Regions from separate parts of the Homo sapiens genome. Here all the other regions are linked to region 3. The links are chromatin loops, found by intact Hi-C in ENCODE. Cell type or tissue: CD14-positive monocyte. All regions are shown on one strand. Region 1 holds the start of LOC101927949 (a long non-coding RNA gene). Region 2 has its middle 23 kb from the start of TCHHL1. Region 3 has its middle 46 kb from the start of CRNN.

Region 1 (8,000 bases), 410 kb after region 3:
AAACTAAGACACAAAACAGACCTAAGAAAAGCAGGAAAATGGAGTATTAGTTAGCTTTTGGAAAGAAGGAAATCTGGCTGGGCTCAGTGGCTCACACCTGTAATCCCAGCAATTTGGGAGGCTGAGGCAGGAGGATCACTTGAGGCCAAGAATCTGAGACCAGCCTGGGCAACATAGGAAGACCCTGTCTCTATATAAATAAATAAGAAAAGAAGGAAATCCTGCCATTTGCAACAACATGGATACAGCTAGAGAACATTACAAATACTGTGTGATTCCACCTATCTGAAGTATCTAAAATAATCAAACTCACAGAGGCAGAGAATAGAATGACGGTTGCCAGGGGCTGGGAAGAGGAAAAAATGAGGAATTATTTTCAATGTGTATGAAGTCTCTGTTATGCAAGATAAGTAAGTTCTACAGATCTAGGTAAAATATAGTACTTATAGTGAACAATATGGTATTGTACACTTTAAAATACATTAAAAGAACATTTCTCATGTTAAGTGTTCTTACCAAAAATAAAACACAAAAGAAAGCAAGGAAATTTTTGGAGGTGATGGATATGTTCAGTGTGGTTGTGGTGATGGTAATCACGGTGTATGCATATGTCCAAACTCATCAAGATGTACACATTAAATATGTGTGTTTTTAATATGCCAATTATACTTCAATAAAATTTGTTTAAAAGAAAAGCAGGAAAAAGAAGATTTTTTTTAAGTAGAAATTCAAGAACTAGAAAACAAGATATTGTGGCCAAGTCGTTAAGGCAATGGACTAAAACACAGAATAGCCATGGAATCGATGAACAAGCCAAAGAACTCAAGACATTTAATAAACAATTGAAATAATTAACAAAGAGGAAAAGACTAGCTAGTTAGATAGATAAGTAGGTAGATATAGATGATAGATAGACAGATAGATAGATAGATACATAGATACATAGATAGATACATAGATAGATGTCTATATATCTACAGATAGACACATAGATACCAAAAACATTTAGCTATAGGTACAGAAGAATAGACTTGTAAAAATTATTCTTAGAAAGATAGAACAAACACAAGGAAAGAAAAAGTCTGGGGGGAAATGGATGATTTTTTTAGAAAAATTAATTCAAAAGAAGTATAATCATAACCAATTTTAAAAAATTGTCAAATAACTACCCTCTTACCCTTTAAGCAAGACAGTTTCACAGGTGAATGTTTTCAAACATCCACGGAACAAATCATTCCTACACTATTTAAACCACATCAAAGAATACAAATGTCAAGAAAGATTTACAGTTTTTTCCAAAGGTAGCACAGCCCTAACATCAAAATTCCAAAGCTCCCCAAAACTATAGATCAGTCCTACATATAAAGATAGATGAAAACCCCTGAACAAAATACCCAAGAGCAGTTTTTCTTTTCACTTGGATTCCATGAGCAAACACTCCATGCTACCACATATGGTTCATTTCAGAAAACCCCAGTTCTCTAAAAGAAACCCATTCATGCAACTCATTCTGAACTTAGCAGAGGAGAAAGCCTGTGCAATTATCTCTATGGAGACATGGAATTTTAAAAACACGTTATATGTTTTAATTTAAAATTATGAAAGCACCAGGTGTGGCAGCTCACACCTCTAATCCTAACACTTTGCGAGGCCAAAGCAAGCAGATGGCTTGAGCCCAGGAGTTTGAGAACAACCTGGGCAACATGGTGGAAATCTGTCTCTACAAAAAGTACAAAATTTAGCTGGGCATGCTGGCACGAACCTGTGGTTCTAGCTACTCAGGAGGCTGAGGTGGGAAGATTACCTGAGCCTGGGAAGGTCGAGGCTGCAGTGAGCCATGGTCGCACCACTGCACTCTAGCCTGGGCAACAGAGTGAGACCCTGTCTCAAAAATAAATAAATAAAATTATGAAAAGAGAACTCTACCTAAAATCAACAATGGTAAAACATAGCACTAATTTTAAAATTAAGAAATTTCCTTCATTCCACAAATATTTATGCAGCACCTACCATGTGGCAGACAATGGCAGGGCACAGGATACACAATGATGAAAGAAACAGCTTTGCAGCTCACAGACTAGTGAGGATTGCCATTAAGATTATAAACTATAAGAGTTATGCAGGAAAAGAGTGGGCACTATAAAACAGAAAAACAAGGAGAACAAAATTCAGACTGGAAAAGGGGATAAGAGAAAGCCTGTCTGAGGATGTAATATAAGAACAAGGATATGCTCCGTATCCACAGGATTTTTCACTAATGCTGAAAGAACAGAAAAGAAATAAATTAGGTACACAAATTAGAAAGGAAGAGGCAAAATGGTCATTGTTTAAGACACCAGTATTTCTACCTAGGGCATCTAAGAGAATTGACTGAAAAGGTATGAGATCCACAAAGTTTAGTAACAGGTAGTTATAGAACAAACTTCCCTCAGAAAAGTAACTTTCTTATATATCCATAAAAACCTAATAACTAATATCAGGGAAAGATTCTGCTTATCACAATAGTAACAACAACAATATAATATGCCCTTAGGAGTAATTAATGTGAAATGTGCCTCTGATATAAAACTGGTTTGAAGAACATAAAGGAAACCTGATTTATGTTTCCTTGTTCTGTTCACAGAGCCACCTTCTTCTTTGATGGGAGAATTCACCATCATAAGGATATCAGTTATCCCCTTATTGGTCTATACCTTGAACAGGAACTGTATAGAAATGAAGTGTTTGGAACTGTATAAAAATGATTCTAAAATTTATCAGGAAGACTACATAGGCAAGAGTAGTCGGGACAATTTGGGGAAAGGTGTCAATAAAAGGGCTCATCCTATTGTATATTAAAAGTATCCTAAGCTAAAGTCATTAACATACTGTGATACCGGTGGTAATAGGAACGAGAGGAAAAGTCAGTGGAACAATTAAAAGGCCAGAAACATATCCAAGTCCAGCTGTGAGAATTTAGTATTTAATGAAGGAAATATTTCCAAATCTGGAGGCTCACTCTTTGCAGAAGCTTGGCTGGAAAAGAAGCGGGAGACCCCACACAGCTAAACAGAGTCAGGGTAGGGGGAAGGCTGGCGGGCTGGCTTAGGGCTATTTGGTGAGAAGAATGCAATACAGAGCAGAAAGCGGAAGATGCAGGAAACCAAGAGGATCATTGACGAATGAAGAATGAGGAGCTAGGTGGGAGGGCGTGGGGTCCAAGGCCCCGGGGAGGAGCAGGTCCCCTCTGCAGTGGGAGAGGGAGTGCAGATGGCGAAGGTGCGGACAAGGTTGGATAAATGTGCTGCGCAGGGGCAGGGAAGAGCTGGAGGAGTCGGCGCCTAACAGCTGTCTTCCCTGTGGTAGAGCAAACAAGGCCATCTGCCGAGAGACGGAGCAGTGAGGAACATGCTGAATCCTGAGGAGAAAAACACCCGAGTCGCCCTGAGACTTGAAACCACACTGGATGGCAGCTTTATTCCCCCCTCACCCAGCCCTCTCATGCCTCCATCTGAGGACAAGCCCAGCTTCAGACTTTTTAAGTCTCCTCCAAGTTACATGTGTGACAACGGAGTAAAATATATCAACCTGCATTGAACAGAACCCAAGAATAAGAATCTATTCTATGTCCGTCATTGCAATAATCTTCTGTAGAAGCTGAGGGAATGACATTAAACCTCAACTCGTTGAAGGAGTTTCTGGGGGTTTGGGGTTGGTTTAGTTTGGTTTTTGAAACAGGGTCTTGCTCTGTCGCCCAGGCTGGAGAGTAGTGGTGCTCTCTAGGCTCACTGCAGCCTCCACCAGGGCTCAAGGAATTCTCACACCTCAGCCTCCCGAGTAGCTGGGACCACTGTCACCCACCACCACCCCTGGCCAGGAGTTTCTAAAACACAAGATCACTTCAGGTGCGATCTTGTTCTCTCCTGTATTGCAGGAGAGTTGCAAGCATTCGTTCCGTAGATATCGTTACTCTAGCTAATGTATCCTAACTTCTGTCCCTGTCCGTGCTATGCAAACCTTTTCCCAGATGCTCCACGAAATCTGTCTTCACCAGGCCCAGCCAGCTCACCTGCCATGTAAGTAGCCACTCAATTCCTCATTAGTAGCCATCCGGAAAGAACCCGGTGTTGAAGATGTGCGGCCCTCAGAACTTCTTTTTCATGGCTTGTGCGCCACCTGGTGGTGACTGACTGCAATGTCTCATGTAGACCCCGCATTAGGCAACAGGGAGTGGAGAAGAAACCTCACTTCACCGCCCTGGCCTGGACTGATGGTGAGGGGAAAACACAAGGTCTTGGAATTTCTTTATTTTTTTTTTAATTGAGGCAGGATCTCACTGCGTTGGCCAGGCTGGTCTTGAGTTCCTAGGCTCAGGCGATCCTCTTGCCTTGGCCTCCTAAAGTGTTGGGATTACAGACATGAGCCACCACACCTAGCCGCTTCTTGGAATTTCAAATAGACAGGAGATTCTGTCATTCTCATGTTCATCTGTAACTTAGATTTTAAGGCAAAGAATGCTGCACAATCCCCGAACTCAGTTCCTTTGGGGATACAGGGTGGTGTTCCTACTGCATTGTTAGATTGTAAAATTGTAAGAGGCATCATCAATTAAAAAGAAGCAGTTGAGGGCAGGGGGTGACTATTACGTTAAATGAACACTTCAATTTTAAGACACGCCTGGATTTCAGAAATGGTAAAACATATGAATAAATGGGTATTAGAATATGGCTTTCATCTGTGAAATCTGGATAGGAGTGCAGTGTCTGCTACATGTTTATTTCAGCATCAATGATTCTATATTATAGCTAGCTTTGGTGAGCAACTATTTCAAAAATCGCTACCCAGAGGAGTCCTGCCAGCCATCCTGCTGAAAAAAAAAACAGAAAGACCAAGAGAGAAACTGTAAGAATAGGCTGGGCGTGGTGCCTCACACTTGTAATCCCAACACTTTGAGAGGCTGAAGTGGGAGAATCACTTGAGCCCAGGAATTCAAGACCAGCTTGGGCAACATAGTAAGATCTCATCTCTACAAATAATAATAATAATAAATTAGCCAGGCATGGTGGTGCACACCTGTAGTCTCAGCTACTCAGGAAGTGGTGGAATCGCTTGAGTCCAGGAGGTCAAGTTTGCAGTGAGCCATTATCGTGCCGCTGCACTTCAGGCTGAGAAACAAAGCGAGACCCCCATCTCAAAAAAGCTGTAAAAATAATTTGACCTTCCATTAATGGAGTTGTGCAGAGCCGACAGTTGGCAGTTCATTTGCTAGCGACCAAGATTGTAGACTGAGAATGGGCTACCAACTCCAGCCTTTGCTGAGCGGGAACCCACGAGCCAAGAATGAATGCCCCTCCCCACCCCTCCCCTGCCACAGGCACAGGCTCAGGCGTGTGCTTAAGAAAGGAGGAAATGTTACTATAATAACAAACTGTCTCTTCTTACAGAGTAGGACTGCCCAGAAAAATGTCTTGACATGAGTTCAGGGTGGAGGGTGACACCCAGAGGACTCACACAAGCAGTGAAAGATGACTGATAAACTGCTAGTCATGGGAAGAGAGGAATCTGGGTTGCTGGACAGGGGAGGAAAAAAAATAAGGAGGAGTCCACAGGTGGTGGAAGGCTGTGTGAGGTGTGATGTGACCCTGCCCAAGACTCCCAAGTCTTTAACACACACACATACATACATATTTGCATGGTTTTTTTTTGGTGGGAATCTAAGAGAAGAGGCTTAATTACCCATGTCAAGCAGGCAGATAGACCTCACTGGAAGGAGACAGCCGTGAGAATGTGAACCCTGGGGACCCACTGAGATCACCCAGAAGGACTTGGAACTTCTATTGGCATGGATTTAGTGTGGGGATGATTCACATTAATTTATTTACTCTTGAGAGCCAGAGAATCTCTGGATCACACATGGGTGATATATAGCATGGGCTTTTGCAAACTCTCATCCCCCTTTGACTTGACACCTTTAAGCCAAAACTGACCTGCCCATGGATCAAGCACTCAACAGCACTGCTGATACTAATTGACAGATATGGCTGGGACCTTCCTCCCTGCTTTCATCCTATTCCAGTTCCTCCTGTCTGTTGGCCCTCAGTTTGATCTCCTTGTTCCAAACACATTTCTGCCTCTTTGATCTGGTGTGGTATTTTCCCCAGCTCTGACTCCAGTAGTCCCCTATACCAACTGAAGCTCAACCCTCTGATCCATTCTCTAAAGGCCTAGTGTAGCTAAAACCACCTTACCCTGAGGGGGCTCTAACTCCCAAAGCCCCCATGAAGTGGAGCAGGGAGTTGTGACCCTATAAAGTACTATTCTATCAGTCATACCAAAGAGCCTCACCATGGGCTCTGGTGACCACCTCCCTCATAATCCCCTGTTGGTTAGTGAGAATTATTAACATGCAGACTCTTGACCTCCTGAATCAGAGTCTCTGAGTGTGGTGTCCAGGGACCTGAACTGTTAACAAGCTCCCAAGGTGAGACTTGTGCACACTAAAGTTTGACAACCACTACCCTAAACAAGCATGATATTTTTTAATGTTGACACTTGCACAGTGAGGTACGGGATGCTCTTGGTCAATTTAACACTCTGATAAAATAGATTCCAATTACACCATGAAACCATTAAAAATGACAAGACAGAAGAATATTTAATGACATAAAAAGGTATTTATAACAAATAGTTATGTTAAAATAATCAAGTCTTATCCCACTTTAGAGTAAAATCTGAATGTTTATATGCACATAGAATGCAAGTCAGGAAGAACGTAGCTGGAAAATTAACCTGCATAATAAAATTGTCGGTGCTTTATTTTTTTTTTCTATCTACATTTTCTACATTTTTGCAACATGTACACAAGTACATGTGCATATTGTAATGTCCACGGGAGCGAGACTTTGTTTTACCGCTGTTGTTGTTATTGTTTTCCGTTTACTGCAGCACTTTATTTTTCCTTATATTACAACGTGTTGCTGAGGCTTCATGATCTCACATAACAGTAAAAACCAAAATCTGTTCTCATGTTTAGTTGTGCAACAGGAAGAACTGCATCACAGAATATTTTGCAAGAACCTGAATCATCCCATTTGGCTAAAAAGGTATGATATTATTCTTCATCTCTTATAATGTTTATGCACTAAAATTTGCTTGATAACAGTTTATAAGTGGACTAATGCTAAAGACAGGTGTGTGTAACAGGGTGATTAGAAAAAAATAGATAACACAGACATAAAAGCATTCACTGGATCGGCCATTTTAATTAATATTTGTAAATCCACAAATGAAATATTTCGCAATTATGGAACAAAGAAGGTGGTCATCATCTCTTTAACAAAATTATAAGCCATCAAAGTTTTTTAAAGTATTGCATTTGAACAACGCAGATGCAAGAAGAAACAGAAGCAATGCTGAACTAGAACCTATTACAGGTGTATTTGAAATCTGGAGTCAGCTATTTACAAAATGGATATGTGCCAGGTTCATGCATGACAGTTGATGAGCAGTTAACTGCATCAAAATACACACACACACACACACACACACAAAATAAGCAAATATGTGTGTAGCTTCAAATCTAGGAAAATATGGAGTAAAAATTTGGGTTTGCTATATCTAAATTCTTATTATTTCTTTTTTTATTTTCTTTCTTTGGTTTTTTTTTTTTTTTTTTTTTTTTTGAGATGGAGTCTTGCTCTGTCTTCCAGGCTGGAATGCAGTGGCGTGACCTCAGCACACTGCAACCTCCACCTTCTAAGTTCAAGCGATTCTCCTGCCTCTGCCTCCTGAGTAGCTGGGATTACAGACGTGTACCACCATGCCTACCTAATTTTTGTATTTTTAGTAGAGCTGGGATTTCACCATGTTGGCCAGGCTGGTCTTGAACTCCTGACCTCAAGTGATATACCCACTTCAGCATCCCAAATTTCTGGGATTACAGGCGTGAGCCACCACACCCAGCCTATTATTTCTAATACAGTTTTTTTTTTGTTTTTTTTTTTACTATTCTTACTTCTACA
Region 2 (8,000 bases), 390 kb after region 3:
AAAAAAAAAGAGCTACCATGCTCCTCAGGAAATACATTTGCCTGTATTCACTTATCTGATTTTATAGCTCTTCAAACTCTTTGTCATATCCACAGGCTATTAAAGATTTCTCCAGTACTGCTCACCTCATAGCCATTAACAAGATGATAGAACCGGCTATCTCTAAGAGAATCCTACAGAATGTCTGCAGTAAACGTGGGTGGAGGGGGAGCTGTGGGAGGGAGAGCATCAGGAAGAGTAGCCAATGGGTGCTGGGCTTAATATCTCGGTGATGGGTTGATCTGTGCAGCCAACCACCATGGCACACGTTTACCTATGTAACAAACCTGCACATCCTGCACATGTACCCCAGAACTTAAAATAAAAATTGATAAATTTTTAAAAGGTGAGTGGGAATTATTTTTAGTATCATAAAGGATTATGTTAGAGTACATCCACCCATACATAATTTCTTCAGAAACAAAGAAACTATTTATAAGCTGGTGAAATTGAAAATGGTTTTTAACTTTCAAGCAGTGACGTTTCAACAGACCGCCAACTCTGCAGCCCACAGATCCTCTCCTGTGTCCAACATTTTGCTGCTATCACCATCAAATACGAAAAGTTGTTGTCTCTCACACAGGGCAAACAACTTATGCTTTGACAGCAGATAGACACAGGGAGATGGGTCGTGAGGCACAGAACCACCCGCCGAAGGAATAGGCCAGGTGGGGATTAAGACAGACTCATGTTTGTGTTTTACATCACAGTATAGCAAGCATCTAATGCAACTGGGCACTTCAGCCTCAACATATCCAAATAAAATGTGCAATTACAGACAGTGAAAGAGATCTTGTTCATGACTAAAATGGCTCAGGTTAAGAACTCATTTTACTTGCAGGAGATGAGGCCACTATTGGTTCACAAGGTTTTTCTTGAGAGTACTTCAGCACACTGTCAAGACATCCTGGTGGCACTATGGCCCCACAGGGATGTGAGAAGTAGCTGTCCCTCAGGAGCCAGGCTGCAGACACAGAACAAATGCAAAATAGGGGTGGCATTCAAGGAAATGCTGAGTTTAAAAGCCCCGCTTAGAGGAGAAACAGGTGGAATGGGGTTTGGTTGGCAATGATTCAGTCCATTATACACCAAGGGTGTTGTCTGCAAAAGATGTCAGGTTAAAGGGTGTAATTAAAACCCCTATATAAGCACCAGGATCCCCAAGCCCATTATTCCATGAGCTCTCAGGCCTGAGTCCTCCATTTCTCTTGGCAATTTAAGTAAGTTCTTTAAAAAAATTATATTTCTGTTTTTGTAAATGTTTTCCTTCCTTAGTATTCTTACATAGACAATTAGACTGCGCAGATATAGCTTTGGCTTTCTGGAAAATTCTATGAAAGTTCTAACACTGACAAGTTGTAATTAGAATGACAGGAGCAATACCCTAGTGGACTTTGCCCATGTTTTAAAAGTACTGCTCTATAATCTTCAAGAATGGCATCATCTAAGAAGAGCTCCTGTCTTAGTCCCCAGCCACCGCTACGTGTAAATTATCAGACTGTACTGAGATAACTGCATCTCCTCCTCCAAGCTTTGAATTCCTTGAGGAAAGGAGCTATTTCTTATTCATCTCCCATTCCCAGAACACAACACAGCATTGGCACAAAGGAAATTAAGAAATGCTTGCTAAGTCAGTTAATTCATTATTATTGCCATTGCAAAACTTTCTAGCTGCAAAGGATCTCAGAGGTCAGGTGGCCAGTAGTTCTTGCGGCTGCAAAGGAATCAGTGGGGAGCTTTTTAAATGCAGAGTCTAGGACTCTACCCCAGAGCTATTGAGCCACTCTCTCTGGAGGTGGGGCCTGGAGTCTTTATTTCTTTAAAGCTCCTCCTGGTGACTCTATAGTACAGCAAAGTTTGGGAACCACAGACCTATTCCAACATATCACTCAAATCAGGGTTCACTCATTTGTTTCTGCACCCATTCATCAGGCATTTATTGAACTTCTACTATATTTGAGGCACTAGGATAAATAAAAAATAGATAAGACATGGTCCTGGCCCTCAAAGAAAAATCTCTAAAGGAGTCAGATAAACAATCAAATAAGCCGGATCTTTACACTGTAATTTACCTCCAAGAGATGAAGAAAGAAGGGATGATAGAGATTCAGAAAAATTAAACAAGTTGGGTATTCCTTGGTGCATTCCAGGTGCACTCCAGTTGGCAAAACAAGATGCTTCCCTATCTTCTGAGGAGCAGCATCAGTATCATCGACATTTTCCACAAGCACGCAGAGTGATGGAGACTGGCAGAGGCTGAACAAGACAAAACTCAAGACACTTCTCAGACAAGAGTTTGGAATGGCCTTGGAGGTAAGAAGGACAGGGGCTCACTCCTTGCACATTTACTGTGTTACTTGGAACTGTCTTCTTGGCTCCAGTGACACTACCCTCTCCTAGGTTTCCTCTTATGTCTCCAGCTGTTTCCTCTCAGAGTCATTTCAAGTTCCTCTTCCTCTGCTCATCACTTAAGGGTTGATATGCTCTGGAATTCTCTTCTCACTTTATGCATGTCTCCTGGGGATTTCATAGACTCTGCTTGCCTCAACCACTGTATGCTGAAACCACTCTCTGTATGCTGAAACTTTCAGTCAACTTATCAACCAGATCACTTTCCTGAGCTTCAGACCCATGGAGCATCTCCATCAGATATGGCACAAGCATTTCAAATTCAACCTGTACAAACCTCATCTTCCTTTTACATCCTATATTCAAACAAATACAGCAGCACTAGCCATTCATTTGTCCAAGTCAATAACTTGGGTGCTAGCCTTGACACCTCCATCTATTTTACTTCTCACATCTAATCTCATCACCAAGCCCTCCTGATTCTGACTTCTAAATAAATATCTCTCAGACCTGGCCACTTCTCTCCTCAACCACTGCCCCTGAAGTGTTCTAGGCCACCAGTATCTCTGACTTGAATTGTTGCAATAACCTCCTAATTGGTCTCTTCCCCTCTATTCTTGTCCCTCCCTATCAATACTATCCACCATCTATTACCTACATGCAGCCAAAGTGACCCTATTTAGCTATTTGTCATATAGGCTCCCATTTCACCCCTGTGGCACTTATTACAGTGTGTTATAATTACCTGTTTACTTGTCTATGAAGGCAGAGACCATGTCCTTTTGTGCTTTTATTTGTTTCTCTAGCCTGGGATCATTCCTGTCATATATCTATTAATTCATTTATGCAACTGATATTTACTTAGCATCACATATGTTCCAGGTAACTTTGTAGGCTCTGGGAAGAGTAGCCAGCAAAATAGACATGGTTCCTGCCTTCAAAAAACTTATAGACAATAAACCAAGTAAACATAACAATATATAGTTAAAAACAATATGGCCAGGCATGGTGGCTCATGCCTGTAATCCTAGCACTTTGGGAGGCCAAAGCGGGTGGATCACTTGAGGTCAGGATTTGGAGACCAGCCTGGCCAACATGGTGAAACCCCATCTCTACTAAAAATACAAAAATCTTAGCGAGGCATGGTGGTGGACGCCTGTAGTCCCAGCTACTCGGGAGGCTGAGGCAGGAGAATGGCATGAACCCAGGAGGCGGAGCTTGCAGTGAGCCGAGATCATGCCACTGCACTCCAGCCTGGGTGACAGAGCGAGACTCCATCTCAAAAAAAAAAAAAAAAAAAACCAGCCAGGAGTGGTGACACGTACCTATAGTCCCAGTTACTCTGGAGGCCAACGTAGGAGAATCACTTGAACCCGGGAGATGGAGGTTGCAGTGAGCAAGATCACGTCACTGCATTGCAGCCTGGGCAACAGAGCGAGACTCCATCTGAAAAAAATAAAAACAAAAAAAACAAACAAAACCAATAATAAGAGTTATGTTCTGCTAGGAAGTCAGAGGAGATTCTTTAAGGAAATTACATTTAAGTCAAGACTTGAAGGACGTGTAGGAGTTGACTAGATGAAGAATAGGAAGTGTTCCAGGAAAAAAAAAAAAAGGAGTACTAATAAAGTCCTTGAGTAAGGAAATAGCTTTTGTGCTCAAGGAACTGGAAGTTCGGTGTGGCTGGGCAGAAAGAATGGCAGGAGATGAAAGTGGAGAGCCAGGCAGGGACTAAATCATGCGGAGCTTTTTCAACCATGTTAAGTAATTTATATATGTAATAGGAAGGCATTAAAGAGTTCTGAGCAGAGGAATAATTAAATCTAAATCACAAATTTTTAAATTCACTTGGTGTTTGGATGGGCAAATTTTTAAATTCACTTGCTGTTTGGATGGGCAAAAGAAGAAGCAAAGAAACCACTTAGAACACTACACACTACTGCAGAGCCAGGCATGGTGGCTTGCACCTGTAATTCCAGCTACTTGGGAAGTTGGGGCAGAAGGATCGCTTGAGCCCAGGAGTTTGAGGCTATAGTGAGCTATGATCATGCCACTGCACTCCAGTCTGGGTGACAGAGTAAGACCCTGACTCAAAAAAAAAAAAAAAAAAAGGGCTACTGCAACAGTATTGGCAAAAGATGATGGTAGCTTGGATTGAGGAAGTCCAAACAATGGAGAAGGAAAGAAGTGGATGGATTGACAGTACATTTTGGAGATAGAAACAAAAGGCTTTATTATGGACTGGACTGTAGGGGTAAATGAGAGGAAAGAATCAAATACAGCTACCATGCTTCTGGCTTGAGAAACTGGAAGGACGGTGGTGCCATTTACTGAGATGGAGTGGACTTGATGAGAAATAGACATAAGAAGAAAATCAAGAGTTGGACATGTTGAATTTCTTCTACCTGTGATATATCACAGAAAAGATGTCACCAAAGCAGTTAGACATACATGTCTGGAACTCAGAAGAGAGATCTGGCTTGCACAAAGACAAAAATCTGATTATCATCAGCTAATTGATGGTATGAAGCTACGGGAATAGATGAGAATGTAAAAACATAGGATAGGAAGAGTGTCCTATACTAAATCCTGAGTAACTCCAACATTTAGAGGCTAAGTAGAAAAGGTGAAACGAGGATAGAAAATGAAAACATGGGGCCAAAGATATAGAATGAAAACCAGGAGAGTGGGATGTCATGAAATACAAGATAAGAAAATGTTTCGAAAGGAAGGATTAGTCAGTTGTGTCAACTGAGGTCCAGTAAAGAAAAGATTGTGTCCACTGTATTTGGTACCAAGGAAACCACTTGGTGTGGTGGTGAATATGGATGCCAAAATGACACATATTAAGGGAGAATGAAGAGTAAGGAAGCGGAGACATTTACAGATAACTCTTTCAAGAAGCTTGGCAATAAATGGTGAGAAGAGATATTGGCTGGTAGAAAGAAAGAGATGTGAGATGTGAGAATGTGGTGCACAGGACTTTTTTTTTTTTTTTTTTTTTGAGATGGAGTCTTGCTCTGTCACCCAGGCTGGAGTGTAGTGGCATGATCTCCGTTCACTGCAACTTCTGCCTCCCGGGTTCAAGAGATTCTCCTGCATCAGCCTGCTGAGTAGCTGGGATTACAGGCACCTGCCACCACGCCTGGCTAATTTTTTAATTTTTAGGAGATATGAGGTTTCACCATGTTGGCCAGGCTGGTCTTGAACTCCTGACCTCAGGTGATCCACCTGCCTCCACAGCCTCCCAAAGTGCTAGGATTACAGGCATGAACCACTGTGCCCAGACCACAGGAAATTTTTTAAAGTATGATAGCTAATAAAGCATACTGTTTCTCTGTCTGGAATGATCCAGTAGAGACTAAAGCATCAAAAAGTCAAGAGAAAGAGAAATTATCAGAAGTAACTCAGTCTTTTATAAAGTAAAGGGCATGAACTCGAGGGCACAAACAGATGGATTTGCTTTGGATAGAAAGAGAAAAACTTCCTCTACTGTCTCAGGAAAGAGTACACATTAAAGAAAGTTTGTTCCTTTGCTTGGATAAATGAGAGAGTTCCAGTTTGGTGACTTGGATTTCATTATAAAGCAGAGTCATCATTGAGAGTTGGGGGAAAACAGGGTGTGTTAGTGGTTAATAAATATGTAATAAAATAATGCTATATTTTATTAATACTAGGAATATACATTTCAGTTACTGTGATCTCAAAATATAAAAATATACATAATACTGCCATAGAAAATAATATGCAGTGAAATAGCTATAAATAGAACTAGAAAACAGACCTCTTAAATGTCCCCTAAGGAATTTTCTTGGTAACAAAACATAAGAGAAGGAAAAAAATAACAAATGATTAATAAACTACTTTCTTGATTTTTTTCTCATAGAAAACAACTAATTCTGAGACAATAGAAAAATCCTCCAACAGCTGGATCAAGATGGTCACAAAACAGTTGATTTCAGTGAATTCATTTTGCTGGTGCTTACAGTGACAAAAGCCTATCATGCATGCATAAAAGCTCTTCTCTGTCCTGAATTAAAGGAAATGGAGAGAAGATCCGAAATGCAAGGACGACAAGCAAAAGGACTCAAAGGCAGGCAACCAGACAAAGAAAAAACGTCAGCAGACAGATCAGAGCCGAGAGTCCCAGGATATTTGGAGACATAAAGTGAGAGACCAAATCCCAACACCCAGTGATGATGAGAGTCATGGAGTTAAAGCTCATAACCAAGAATCACAGCATATTAGAAGACACCAAGTGAGAGACTTGAGCCCTGAACCACAAAATATTGGAAGACACCAGGTGACAGGCCAAGCCCAAATACCAAGCAATGATGGGGGGGCCAAGGGAGAAACCTGAGCCTAAGATACCAGGATGCTGGGAGACACCAAATGAGAGACCAGATGCCAACATCAAGGCATGACAGAAGGCATCAAATGAGAGACTAGAACCCAGCATCCCAGGACGTTCAAAGACACCACATAAGAAACCAGATCCCAACCCTAAGGGATAATGCGACTCATGGAATGAGAAATCAGACCTTAGAATCTCAGAATGTTGGAAGACACCAAGTCAGAGAGAAGATTACAGCACTGGGACCTGAGGGAAGTCATCGAGTAAGAGACCATAGGCAAGAGTTGCAGGATGTTCCACAATGTAAGGCAAAACACCTGGGCCCTGAAACCCAGGATAGTGAAAGGCTCCAAAGGAGAGACTTGGTCCCGATACTAAGGCATGACAGAAGGCATCAAGTGAGAGACCAGAGTGTAGAACCCCAGAATGCTGACAGACTTCAAATAAGAGACATAAGCCCTAAACCTCAGGATTTGGGGCAACACCAAGTGAGAGACCTAAATTCTAAGATCTGTGATGTGAGAAGAAATCAAGTAAAAAACCAGGTCCCACCACTACGGAATGATGGCAGTCTTCAAGTGAGAGATCAGAGGCAAGATTCCCAGGATGTACAGAGACACCAAGTGAGAAACCAAATCCCAAAGCAAATAGTGATGGGCAATGACAAGTGAGGGACCAAAGCCTAGAATCCCAGGACTCTGTAAGATACCAAGAGAGAGGTCATTTGTCAACACAAAGTGATTACAGAAGTGTTCAAGTGAGAGACAGGAGGCTAGAACTCCAAGGTTATCTAAGACAATCTGGTAGAGAGCAGATCTTAGAACCAAGAGTTGATGAGCATCACCAAGTAAGAATCCAGAACCCAACACCAAGGGATACTGGGAGGCATCAAGTGAGAGAAGACAAGATTCTTGTATCTCAGGATGTTGGCAGCAAACAAGTGAGAAACCAGGATCCAGCTCCAAGCAATTATGGAAAACATCCAGTACAAGACCACAGGCCAGAACCACAAGATCAGTCAGGTCAACAAGAGTGAGAGACAACAGATGAGTGCTCAGACCTCAGCACCAATGGATGAAGAGAGACATCTAGTGAGAGAACTGAGCTCATATACTCAAAATAGTGGAAGACAGCAAATTAGAGAGCAGAGACTATCTCCAAGAGAAGATGAAAGACTGGGAGTCAGTGATCAGACACCAATGCTACAGGAAAATGGGAAACACAAGATAAAGATTCAGTCCCTAGGGACAAAGAATAA
Region 3 (8,000 bases):
TCTGTTCCTCTACACTCTACCTCTGAGTATGAAAATCTCTGTCAGTCAGAGTTGCACTAGAAGAATACCAGAACCAGTACGTGTGTGTGTGTGTGTGTGTGAGAGAGAGAGAGAGAGTGTGTGTGTGTGTGAGAGAGAGAGAGAGAGTGTGTGTGTGTGTGTGTGTGTGTGTGTGTAGGAAAGGGGGTGGAGGAGAGGGAAAGAAAGAGAAAGTGATTGCAAGGAACTGGCTTATAGGATTGTGGATGCTGGATAGGCAAGTCTGAAATCCATAGAGCAATTTCGTTTACTTAAAGTGAACTGATTACAAATATTAATCACATCTTTAAAATACATTTACAACAAAACCTAGATTAGTGTTTGGTTGAATAACATATAACTGATCAACAAATAGAGTTTATTTTAGAAACAGTTTCAAACCTCTTTCAAATTTGAAAGGCAATTAATGATTAATTAACATTAATAAAGTAAAGGAGAAATATAATATGGTCATCACAATAGAAATAGAAAATAATAATAAAAGATATTCAGATTAGAAAAAATAAAACTTATTATTCTCAGATGACATGATTGTGTTCGTGTAAAATCAAAAATAATGTACAAAACAACTAAAATTATAACTAAACTTAACAAGGATGATAGATAAAAGTCAATTTACAATAAATCAATTGTATTTTGATTTATTAGCAACCATCAAATAAGAAATAAAAATTTTAAGATATCATTTATTATAGCACCCACAAACATCAAACAAACAGAAATAAATCTGTTAGAAAATGTGCAACTTCTCTAGGCTGAAAACTATAAAATAGTACTGAGAGAAATGAAAGAAGTCCTAAATAAATGAAAAAATATTCAATATTTATGAGTTAGAAATTTGATATTGTAACATGTCAATTATCTTCACTTTTTTGTATAGAGTTAAAGAAATTCTCATCCCAGCAGGGTTTTTTAAATAAAATTGACAGGCAAATTCTAAAACGTGTATGAAAATGCAAAGAATTGGTCGGGCGTGTTGGCTCTGCCAGCACTTTGGTGGATCACCCGAGGTCAGGTGTTCGAGACCGGCCAGCCTGACCAACATGGTGAAACCCCTTCTCTACTAAAAATACAAAATTAGGGCCGGGCGCGATGGCTCGCGCCTTTAATCCCAGCGCTTTGGGAGGTCGAGGCGGGCGGTCACGAGGTCAGGAGTTCGAGACCAGCCTGACCAACATGGTGAAACCCTGTCTCTACTAAAAATACAAAATTAGGGCCGGGCGTGATGGAGCGCGCCTGTAATGCCAGCTAATCAGGAGGCTGAGGCAGGAGAATCGCTTGAACCCGAGAGGCAGAAGTAGCAGTGAGCGGAGATCGCGCCACTGCACTCCAGCGTGGGCGACAGAGTGGGACTCCGCCTAAAAAAAATTAATAAATATATACAAAATTAGCCAGGCGTGGTGGCGCATGCCTGTAATCCCAGCTACTTGGTAAACTGAGGCAGGAGAATCGCTTGAACCTGGCAGGCGGAGGTTGCAGTGAGCCAAGATCGCGCCATTGAACTCCAGCCTGGGCAACAAGAGTGAAACTCAAAAAAAAAAAAAAAAAAAAAGGAAGGAAGGAAGGAGCAAAGAGAATAGCCCAGCCAGCCAATATTTTAAAAAGGGATAAATTTGCGAGATTTATACCGCCCGATATCAAAATTTGTTATAACATTGCAGTAACTACGACTGCGGTATTAGTTTGAAAGTAGAACAATAGAACAAAATAAGAAGTCAAAAACGTTCCCATACATATACGGCCAACTAAGTTATGACAAAACTCCACTGCAATGTAGTAGGGGAAAAAAAAATGGTAGGAAATGATTCTGGGTCATTTGAATATCCATGTGGGGAAATAAATGAACCTTGACCCCTACCTCAATCCATACAAAAATATTTGTAAGAAATGGATCATAGACCTAAATGTGAGGGTTAAAATAATCCAGCTTCTAAATTAAAACAGAAGAAAATATACTGGGTAGACAAAGATTTCCTAAACAGGACATAAAAAGTACTATTTTATAAAAGAAAAATTATTTTATATTTTATAAAAGAAAAAACTGATAAATTGAAATCCTTAAAATTAAAAACTTTTAGTTCTTGAAAGACATTGAAAAGAGAGCGTGTAGGGAAGCAATAGGAAGATTTTGTGTCATATCTATCTGTATCTATGGCTACAGTTGTGTAACTTCTTTTATTTTTAATTCGCTGATTCCCCACGAGAGGGCGCCTTTCCACAAGTCCTTATTTAGCACAGCACTGATGGCCATAGACAATGCTCGAGCCTGGCTTTCTAGCACATCTCCATTTCCCAACACAGAGGCTAAGCCCTTTGTGGGAGGCACACATGTAGTCAGACAATCCTGGTAATATGTGATACGTTTGGGGAAAAATTTTTTTTAACAGTGACTTAAGACCTGGTAAGGTATCTGTGTGGCCAGATTAAAGGATAAGAGTGAGTTAGTAAAACCTAAAATGAACTGGGCGTGGTGGCTCACGCCTGTAATCCCAGCACTTTGGGAGGCCGAGACGGGCGGATTACGAGGTCAGGAGATTGAGACCATCCTGGCTAACACGGTGAAACCCCGTCTCTACTAAAAATACAAAAATATTAGCCGGGCGTAGTGGCGGGAGCCTGTAGTCCCAGCTACTTGGGAGGCTGAGGCAGGAGAATGGCGTGAACCTGGGAGGCGGAGCTTGCAGTGAGCCGAGATAGCGCCACTGCACTCCAGCCTGGGCGACAGAGCGAGACTCCGTCTCAAAAAATAATAATAATAATAAATAAAATAAACCTAAAATACAGGCAGTTCGTCTCTTTTTAGAAGTCAAAACCTTAACATCTGGGAGTGTCCGTATGAATTTTGGCCCCTAAAAATCTTAAAAAGGGATGTTTTTGAGTTGCCAGCATCAATACTTAGTATAAAAAGTTTATAAGTGCAATAACTCTTTGGAACTCTATCACCAAAGGAGGACATTCTTCTTCTATTTAGATGTCACACATCTCCACAAACCGAAATGCAGTCTGTTTCCTATTTATTGTTATATGTTGCCTGCATTCTTTCTTTCAACAGTTATTGAACACCTTGCTGTGTCCTAGGACCTGTGCACATCTTCTGGGATCTGCCATAATTTAATGCTAATTCTCTGTCCCCCTCTGGGAGAAGACAAACACATTAGCCACATGGTGATTAGATGTAGTTCAAGGTGTCTTAGGGTCTCTGAGGACTGGGGAGTTTGGAGAGTGTAAGGGATGGATCTTGGAAGTAGGTGATTTTTGAAGTAGGTGATGTTGGGGGACATCTTGGATGTACAGATTGTTTTTCGTAAGGTATACCAGCACAAGCAAAGGCAAAGGGACATTTGCATGATGCTACCATGAGGTATTATATACATAAAGTGTTTCGGGAAGACTGAAATAATTAATTTGCTAGAGTCACGTATAGAAAGGCTTCATTTGCCATTTCCAAGTAAAGAAGAATGAAGATTGACTGGGTGAAAAGGCGGTTTATGCACACAACCAGCAGGTGGCGCCCACCCTTCTGCACATCTAGCAGCCTGGTTAGTCCCTCCCAAATTACAGCAACCAGGAAGGAGTCAAATGCTGATGTCCACCTGGGCCAACCCTCACCCCCACACACATCCCACACCTTATACTCTGAGCTACTCTGAACCCACTACCTACAGAAACTAGAACAGATAGGAAACAGCATGGTTAAAAATGTTCCACACTTGCTTTCACTTTCAAGAAGAATGTCACTTCTGTGCTTTTACTTTCAGATAATTTAAAAACCAAAAGTCTACTTAATGCCAAAAAAAAAAAGAGAAGTAAAAATAGTAATTGATTTCAGAGTGGTGAGGACGCTGGACCTAAAACCAGGGGTACAAGGAAGCAGCCTCGGTGTGGTGGGGATCAGTGAGAGCCTGTGACTCCTGGGGCCCTCCTCGGCCACTGAGCTGGGGCTCACTGACACCAGGAGGCCAGCTCAGAGCATGGCAGCTGCTGCAGGCAGGGCCACTCGGCCGAATGAAGGCAATGGGGTGCAGAGGAGAGAACGGGGCTCTGGAGCCAGAACATCTGCTTTGCTGGCTCTGTGGCCATGTGTGAGTTACCCACTCTCACCAAACCACTATTTCTCAACTTCTAAATTGGTCCATAACACACTCCCAGAGGAGTTGACATGATCAGCATGTTTAAGTGCCTAGTGGTGCCCAGCATATAATATATACTCAGTCAGTAGAGGTAGCTCAACCCCATTACTCTCCTCTCTCACTCCCTTCCAGCCACACTGGCCTCTTTGCTGTATCTTGTGTAGATCAGGAATGATTTCACCTTAGGACATTTGCATTGGCTTTTCCCTCTACCTGGAATCTTCTTACCCAAGATATCTGCTTGGCTCCCTCCCTATATTTCTTTCAAAAGTAAGCTTCTTAATAAAGCAGAGCTGACCAGTCCATTTAAATTACAACTTACCCTTTATCCTTGCCACTTGCACTCTCATTCCTTATTCAGCTCTATTTCTATAGTGGTTACCGCCTTCTAACATGTTGTATAATTTACATATTTATTAGGGTTATTGTTTACTGCCTACTACTCCCACCCACATATCCCAGCTTTTATCTATTCTGTTTACTGCTGTATCTCTAGAGTCAATAACACTGACTGGACATCGTAGACACTCAACAAATACTTATCAGTTTTATGAATGAATGGATGCATGGATAGATGCTCTTCCATCTTCAAAAATCAAATATCATCTGTCAAACAGAGAGAGCAGGTGTTAAGGTCAAAGGCGATCCCTTATGTGAAAGGGCAGGTGGAGGAGGAAGCACTGCACCATGGAAAACTGTGTTCCAGGTGGTTGCCAAGAATACTCAGAAGTTAGAGATGAAGGGCTGCCCCAGACACAGCCTTGGGGCCCAAGATTCATACTGCTGTTAGAGGGGCACAAACTTGCTGGGTTTTGACTCTGGGAGGAAAACCACGTGTGGGGTCTTAAGCGGGGCCCTGTGTCTTTGGGGATTCACATTTGTTGCACCCAACTATACTCTGGAGCTTCAGAAATCAATGGAAGTTGCTCTGGATTCAAAAATCAATAGAAGTTGCTCCCTTCCCTGGAGATGCCCACGGTCAACCTTTGTCTTTTGGAGTCAGGCTAACCTGAAGTTGAATCCCAGCTCTACCACCATTGAGTTATGACCTTGGACAAATCACGTAAATTATCTGAGTTTACACTTCTATACATGGCAATATTAGTGGCCACTTTTCAGCAGACTGCCTACACACAGTGTGAATTTGAGAAATACTAGTTCCCTTACCGTTCCGTCTTCCATCTCTGAAACTTCGCTGGAGCTCCATCTTCTTGAGACATGGCGATGCATTTCAGGAGTTTCCCTGAAGAGGGAGCCAGAGCACCACGGAAATCCTAATTGTTGGCTGACAGCAGTCAGCGCAGGGAAGCTTATGGGCACAGCCAGTCAGCAAGTCTTTTGGGTCCAGACCTCGGCTTCCTCTCTCTCAATGCCTTCTATCAAAACCCCCCCACCTTGTGCCAAGTGCTGCTCACAGTCTGCCAAGCAGCTCCCCTATCTCAGGCTCTACCTAGTCAAAATGATCTTTCAATCAAAATTCCAATTTTCTTTTCAGTCACTTTATATAGCTGTTGTCATAGTAAGTGACAACTTGGTTTAATAAAGCCAGTTGTGCCAGGATGTTGCTAGGTAATATTTGCTACTTCTAGGTAACGTGTATATTTTAACAGGTGCCTTCTGATGATACATATGGGGACAGGTAGGCATTCCAAATGCTGAGATCCAGTGCCACTCACCTTTAGACCACCCTGCATTCCATGGGCTATACTTAATATTTGGTGCTTACCCACAGTAAGCTTACATTAGGTTGAACACATAAAATTGTTCATAATCCACCATTTTACCTACAAAACAACAATTTCATATGGTCCAAAATAATATTTCACTTCTTCACCCCCACTCAATTTCAGTGTAGACTCCAGGTCTTTTTTTTTACTTTCCCCATCACATTTTTGCCCTCAAGCACTGTTTTCACTCTTGTTATATTCCCCCCCTCCAGCCCTACCTCAGTTTCCAGTTCCTACACCTTGCCTAGGCCACACCTCACCCTTGCAGGGCATCTCCCTGCTGAGGCAGCTGCTGTGATGGGATTGGTCCCACCTGCCATCTCCAAAATGAGCACAACAGGGCTTTGTCCAGCCAAGAACATAGGGCTCCAGCTCCTCCCATACCACAATATCCCATGAGCACTCTCTCAGTCTCCCAGCAAACTTCTCTGCCCTCGCAGACTCTGGAGTGCCAGTCCCATCGAGTAACTATCTGAAACCCTTTGAGTCTAATTGTCTTCAGATGTGAAATGTAAAAGGACAATGCACACCACATAAGGTTGACATAAGGAATGACTGGCGTAATGGTTGTAAAAAGCCTAGCACTGTGCCTGGCAGATGGCAGTCATTCTGCAAGGTACAGTTGCCCTCTCAGAACCTAGGCATGGTGTACAAGACCAAAGCCCCCAAAGCAACTCATTGTCCTGTCCACCTCTTCCTAAAATGCCATGTTATTGTTGCACCCCCATAGGCACCATTTTGTCAAGTGTGGTCTGGTCCTATTCTCCAAGCACTCTGTATCACACACTCCTGTGATTGCCACAGCATGGGGCAGGGCTGGCCTGGTAACTCCCTAAGGGACTAAGTCCTGCCTCACCAACAGTCTTCTATTCTGTCCTGGGCCCCTGAGATTCTGCCCTTCCACACAACAAGAGTAGTGACTGTGATACCAGAACCACATGACATGTTAAATAAAGAGGCTCTGTAAAGAGGAGCAGAGAGATGTGTGCCCCGGAGGGGAGGGAGGTGGTCAGGCTGGGGGTGAAGAGTGGTGGGACTTGGCCCTAGGAACTCCTGCCCTTTTGTCCTCCTTCCTGCCATACCCTCTCCTGTGTGTTCTTAGCATCTCACCCCCACTCCTCATCTCTCCAGTTCTAAAACAGTCTGTCAAGGCTTCTGGAAGTGGAGAGAGACCCAGGCTGGTTATGGAGGGATTATAAGGAACTGCTAAACACAAAAGACAATGGTCAGCCTCACCCAGACAAAGGCAAATGCCTGTCTTAGTGGGGAGATTGCATGTTCATCCAATTTGAAATTTTAAACAGATGTATAACTCTAAATACTTTAGAATTACAATGTTAGGTTGTGATTTTGAAAAATACCAGAAAAAATGGTATTATGCTAGCAAAAATATAAAGTGGAAATTTCCTCTTCCAATGGGAATGGAGTTACAGGGATGGATTTATCCTGTAACCTGAAACAACTACATAATCTGACAAGCTATAGTTGGCCTTCCTTATACTTGACTTCTACATCCATGGATTCAACCAACCATGGATCAAAAACATTTGAAAAAATACAATAAAAATACAATTTAAAAATACAGTATAACAACCATTTACATAGCATTTACATTATATTAGGTATTATAAGTAATCTAGAGATGTTTTCATGTCTACAGGAGGATGTGCATAGGTTATATGCAAATATCTTGCCATTTTACGTGAGGGATTTGAGCATCTCCAGATTTTGGCATCTTCAAGGGTCTTGGAACAAATCCCTCGTGAATACCAAGGAATGGCTATATAAAAAGAACAATAGTTTTCAAGACCATGAACCTGAAGCAATGCAGGACCATGATGTTTGCAAGATGAAACAAAATGAGCTGAACCCTAGGACTGTCCTGGCCTCCTCCCGGCAAAGGGTTTCCAGGCTGTGACTCAGGGAGCGGAAACTGGCAGAGTCCAGTGGACTCTCAGGATTGAATAAATGGAACTGGATCCTAAAAGACCAAGGCAGCTAGAGTTTTCAAGACAGACTACTAGCCTAGCTGTGGGGAAAAGAAAGAGAGATCAGACTGTTACTGTGTCTATGTAGAAAGAAGTAGACATAAGAGACTCCATTT

The links. Peaks named below come from ENCODE experiments on the same cell type or tissue, not always from the same donor. Only the 100,000 strongest peaks of a DNase experiment are listed, where the experiment ranks them.
Region 1: it touches region 3 in a loop (6-fold over the local background); 90 of 110 quality-filtered maps call a loop at or near these places.
Region 2: it touches region 3 in a loop (4-fold over the local background); 90 of 110 quality-filtered maps call a loop at or near these places.

Annotation. Positions count from the first base shown.
Region 1 is chr1:152,048,898-152,056,897 of GRCh38, reverse strand. LOC101927949 (a long non-coding RNA gene) reads left to right here and starts at 7,011. Exons shown (of 4, transcript XR_922147.2): 1 at 7,011-7,082. RefSeq lists enhancers at 4,198-4,247, 3,800-4,356, 6,737-7,298. In CD14-positive monocyte, CTCF peaks have their summits at 3,961 and 4,165 (motif pointing left); DNase peaks (open chromatin) are centred at 4,147, 5,457 and 7,017; H3K4me3 peaks cover 2,552 bases; H3K27ac peaks cover 3,770 bases; H3K27me3 peaks cover 3,619 bases.
Region 2 is chr1:152,061,938-152,069,937 of GRCh38, reverse strand. No RefSeq gene overlaps it. Among named protein-coding and RNA genes, the nearest start is that of TCHHL1, 23 kb to the left of the region's middle. In CD14-positive monocyte, no CTCF peak of the experiment used is centred here; no DNase peak of the experiment used is centred here.
Region 3 is chr1:152,456,008-152,464,007 of GRCh38, reverse strand. No RefSeq gene overlaps it. Among named protein-coding and RNA genes, the nearest start is that of CRNN, 46 kb to the right of the region's middle. RefSeq lists enhancers at 3,443-3,502, 5,421-5,490. In CD14-positive monocyte, CTCF peaks have their summits at 2,252 (motif pointing right), 3,567 (motif pointing right), 5,208, 5,408 (motif pointing right) and 2 weaker places; DNase peaks (open chromatin) are centred at 2,267, 3,567 and 5,437; H3K4me3 peaks cover 1,070 bases; H3K27ac peaks cover 879 bases.